2 separate regions of the Mus musculus genome follow, and region 2 is linked to region 1. A link is a loop called in an ENCODE intact Hi-C map of the cell type or tissue named here. Cell type or tissue: left cerebral cortex. All regions are shown on one strand.

Region 1 (2,500 bases):
AAGGTGTACGGAATAGAGAACACAGCCTGTGGGGTTTAAGGCCTCAGAGGACGGACTGTGGTAAGAAGCAGAAACACCTGGGGGCCTTTAACTGTTTTCTTTGGCTTTTGCTTTCCTTCAGGATTGGATCTCACAGTCGCTAAACAGGTTTTATGTCCTCCAGTCCTGTCCTTCCTGACTCCTGAAGTCCTGAGTTTGGAATCATCTGATTTCTTCTCATCTTTTCTCCTTGTCCATGAAAAGCTTCCCAGGAATATGCGTGTACCCATTTATCACAAGTACTGAGTTGTAAAGAACAGTCAAAGCCAAACACTGAGGTAGGGCCATCTTATGGTACAGGCGCGACCAGAAGAAAGGGGGCCATTTTCCACATGGAAAATCGGTCACTTTTGTGGAACTGGCTCCTTGTCACACTTAAGAAAAGAGGAGATCCCTCCCTCTGCACTTATTCTAGACTCACAGCTGGCATTCTGCAAAGCAAGCGTCTCTCGGTGAGCAGGTGCTGTCCTTGGGCCACACATTCATGAGACACTCAGGGCGGTAGAGAGGTAGGGCACACTACTGCTGGTAGCCTGTAAAACCCTATGACGATGTCCTGACGCCATACACTAAGCAGATCTCACCTGTGTTTTAGCTGCTGCTGCTGTGTGGGTCTTGGTGATGTTGTTCAAGACCAGGTTGTCAAAGTGGTTGAAGCGAGTTAAAGATCCTTTCTCTGTCTCAAGATTAAGTGGGAGTCTGGCATCCCCACGAGCGAAGGCAAGCTGTTGGATAGGCCTTGAGGCAGCTTCAGCCCTTTTTCTTCAGTGGGGATTGTGGAAGTGGTAGTACGATAGTTAGTTATGTACAGTGCTTATATCCCAAGTACACTTTAAATAAGTTAATTACCTTTGTTCACTGGGAACTAAATATGTGAAAGATGCATCAGCAGGATTGTTGTTTTGTCATTCGTACAATATATAAAATAAACATGTTACAATGTTTTTTTTAAAAAAAAAAAAACAATTTAACCTGGAAGCCAAGCTAATTACACAAGTTACGGCTATATAAATAACGTAGTCTAATTACATTCAGCCATGCCTTTTAGCATGTCACAGGGAAAACAGCCCATGGCTATTCCCTCTTCACTGAATCCTGTGGGAGATCCCATCTTCAAAATGTAGCTAACATGCAGGAGGAAAATCACATTTAAAAAAAAAAATAACCCAGTAACTTATTTTAGAGCGAGCACTGTCATTTTAATCAAAGGGGAAAAATAGCTGCACTTTGTGCAGAATGGAAACTCCCAGTGAGCAAATCAAAAACTAGGATAAAGGGCTCTGGAGAAAGATTTGAGACTCTAAACTCCACGTTTGGAAGGCCCTGGAGATTCACAACTGCCGCTGTAAAGGGACAGGTTGTGAGTCCCTACTGCACTGGGAAGAGCAGCCTCAGAGAGCTCGTATTCCTGTGAGGCAAGAGCGCCCCCCAGAGCCTGCGCCTCTGAGCTGCAGGCCCTCAGCCACCTCCGAGGAAGAGCTTTGTTTGTTTGTTTTGATTGTTTCTGAATGAAAAGGAGGTTGGGAGTGGGGTGGGCCACGGGAAAGTCTGTGAAAGCTTTTGGTTGAAGGCTGTAAGGCACAATGATTAAGGACAGAAACAATAGATTTTTGAAAACTAAGTTGACTTTAATCATTTCCTCTACACATTCGTTGCTAAAAATTAGAATAACACAAGATTGCCTTTCATTGCAAATTTCTTAACATCAGAAAGTTTAATTATCTACTAAATTATTCCAGTCTAGCCAAACTACCCAAAAATTCTATTTATAACATATCATTTTTGAGATAGGGTCTGTCCTTGTCGTCCCATGTAGCTTCGAACTTTGAATCCTCCTGCCTCAGCCTCTTTTAATATTTTGATACAGAGCATGGACTTATGTTATAAAGATGCTGTGCCTTTGCAAAGAGGTGACTGACCGGATGCTGTGAGCTCCTGTCTCTACACTAACGACATAGGAGGAGGCTAACTGGGATGCATAAAGCAACGACACCTGGTGGCCAGCATATTCTTAGGGCAGAAATGGTGTTAGGTGGCATAGTGAAACTATTGCCATTGTCATAAGAATTAAAGTTAAATTCACGAAGGTGGCCTTGGTTCAAGCACAGGGATTCAAGCCTCACTGGCTGGGTACTCTGTCAAAATAATTAATATTTTGTAGTAGTAATTGCTTTTGGAATTCAGGAACTTATCCTAAGTTACCCATCATTCCTGAAGTCTAGAGACAATAGTAGGATAAATAGCAATGTGATGTAAGTTTTTTTGTGATGCAAACTTTTGATGTGACATTATTTCAAAGACTTAATTCTAAACTTTTAATTCGTGGGTTCAGGGCCCTTATATAGCTTATTCTGTACAAGGCTTCCCCCTTTTTAGCAAATTAGCGATATAAAAGAGGTTTGGGTTAATCTTAGAGCCAGATTTTCAACAGCGAAAACACAACTGATGGCACTGTGTGCTC
Region 2 (2,500 bases), 63 kb before region 1:
AGCATTCTGATTTACATCCACTTTTAGCTTGCCTAACCGGCACTTGCATTTAAAAGGAAGTATGTCTCATGTATGTCAAAAGACCTGATAAAATACAGAAAGTGTGGAAGGTGGGTTTTATAAATAGTGATAAGACATAAATCCTTTTTTTGAGATATAGCAAAGATAATATGTATTTATTCAGTGTAGTTTTTGTTTTCGAATGGATTGAAATACCTTCCCTGTTGGTGCCTTGGTATTCATGAGAAGAACTGCCATTTGGTTAGCGAGCTACTTCTTTGTTCCCCTCCTTTGATAGAAGATTTGATTCTCTTGATTATGAAGCCTGCCCTTGAGTGGTTGGTCAGTTTCTTTGGGTCACAGTGGGTGTAAAATGTGAGAAAGATTCTTTCGAGGGCCAGCACGTAGTGGAGGTGTGCAGTGTACGAGGTAGAATGTCCAGACCTGCCATCCCGGCACAGTGTGCCTCTGAGTTTGGAGCCTAGCTAGCTTGCTTACAGTGGCCAGACATGGACACAGAGAAGTACATTTTCTGAATATATCCAGTTCTGTCTCTGTCTCTCTCTGTCTCCCTGATTCTTTTTAATTGAAGATAGCTGAACCTTATAACTCTGCTCATGAACCAGTGCTAATGAGAGAACGAAATTCATTTCTAAAATTGAAGATAATGAACCTTTTAAAGTTTTGCTGTATGTTATCTCTGCATTCCCTCCACGTTCTAGTGCTCGCTCATGCCCCACTTAAAACACACACACACACACACACACACACACACACACACACACCAATAGTTTTCAGAGGCCTCTTCATCCTGTGAAAACCACAGTTGTGTGAGGAGGGGTGGAGTCCAGCCATGACTATGAATCGGCGAAAGGTCGGAGGCGGATTATTTTTTTTTTTCCTACACAAATCCTTTTTGTCAAAGAACTGTAGATTTTCCTGGGTTGACAAGGGTATAATTTTAAACCGCCTCACATATGCAGCAATGAAAATCAAATCAAATTTAAATTTCTAAATAGACTGTCTTCCTGATAACATCCTTTAAGACTGACTTAGAATAGTAGCGCTGTAACTTTGAAGCCTTGGCGCTCTGGAAGCTGAGCACCGCTGTTGAGTTGGCTTCTCTTCCTGCCAGCGCCCCACCCCCAGCCCCTGTCGACTCTTAGGTCCATTTGCCACTGTTTTTCTTAGTAGCTGTATCTTAAAGAGTACAGAAAGATTGGAGAATACAGCGTCTTATTAAGTCAAGTTCCTGGTTCACTTCTCCTGTTTTCCAGTTTAGGTATTTATCGGAGCCACTTCTTTTGCAGACCCATGAGTCAGTACTGAAATCCAGTCTTTACTTAGGATATTGCATATATACATTTAAACACGTATTGGGTGTAGACACCCTGAAAATGCCAACTAAAACAAAACCGTGCCACTCCAGTTTGAGGTGAAGCAAAGCACAAAAGAAATGTCCTGCCCTTGACAGAAGCCACTGTGGCCTTACCTGTGGGTCAGTTGATTCAATTCTCCTCGCTGCCTTGTGAACATGCGAGCTGTGTGCACAGCCCTGTTTCCCAGTATGTGATGGGTGAGTGGTGTGGTCAGTAGCGTCTGGGATCCGGAAAGGACAATCCCCTGGATGTTTAACTTACTATTAAGGGTACAGACCAGTGTCTCCAAAGAAAACTAGTGAAGTTCATTTTAGGGAGTGTAAGCATTCAGGTAAAGTATGATGGAGGATTTTTGGTTGCTGTAGTTAGTTCATTGACAGAAATCCCTGATCTTATAAAACTTTGTTCTATATTCATTTGACTTCTCTACTACTGTGAAATGCTTCCAGTTCCAGACAGTCTAATGATTTAAATGCACTTGATATTCAGCCAAAGGGACCTACAGCTCAGGAATACTAAATTTATAATGTTGAGCGAGTTACCAGGATGTGTGGTGGAGGCTCAGTCTTTGCTGCCGGGCAAAGTCTTGTCGTTCCCCTGAGTAAGCCTCACAGCCGACTGGCCTCAGGTTTTCTGCTCTGTGAACTGTACTAGTTTCTCTTATGGGAACTGGATGCTATTCGATCAAGAGCGACGAGCTCTGCTGAGGTTCCGCAGACATAGCAAGGTCATGGTTGAGAGCCACGTGACATTCTGGCACCTCTCTTGTCACCGTTTGGCTGAGATTTTGAAAAACTCAGCCACGTTTGTAAGTAGATCAAGCCATTCATTCCTCGGGCGGTTACATTCAACTCTTTGATTAGGGACTAGGGTAGGACGTGGAGAATGGGCTCTCAGTCTTGGGCAGGGAATGAGTGCCATTCCAAAGCAGAGGAGCCTTTGTGGCACAGCACTAAGTGCTGCTCCATGCCAGTCATTTGGTCTTTGTTGTTGCCTTGCTATCTTATTTCCTGCAGTTAGACCCGACTCTGTAGCTAAGGCTGGCCTGGAACTTCTTATCATCCTGTCTGAGCCTCCCACTGTATCCTAGGATGTCAAGGACTTGTCATCACAGCCAGCCT

What was found. Peaks named below come from ENCODE experiments on the same cell type or tissue, not always from the same donor. Only the 100,000 strongest peaks of a DNase experiment are listed, where the experiment ranks them.
Region 2: a loop joins it to region 1, with 2.5 times the contacts of the local background. A loop is called at or near these places in 2 of 42 quality-filtered maps.

The regions. Positions count from the first base shown.
Region 1 is chr8:57,573,562-57,576,061 of GRCm38, reverse strand. All of the region lies in intron 2 of Galnt7 (polypeptide N-acetylgalactosaminyltransferase 7), which reads left to right. Among named protein-coding and RNA genes, the nearest start is that of Gm25379, 25 kb to the right of the region's middle. In left cerebral cortex, a CTCF peak has its summit at 1,469; a DNase peak (open chromatin) is centred at 1,458.
Region 2 is chr8:57,636,401-57,638,900 of GRCm38, reverse strand. All of the region lies in intron 1 of Galnt7 (polypeptide N-acetylgalactosaminyltransferase 7), which reads left to right. Among named protein-coding and RNA genes, the nearest start is that of AW046200, 14 kb to the left of the region's middle. In left cerebral cortex, no CTCF peak of the experiment used is centred here; DNase peaks (open chromatin) are centred at 874 and 1,079.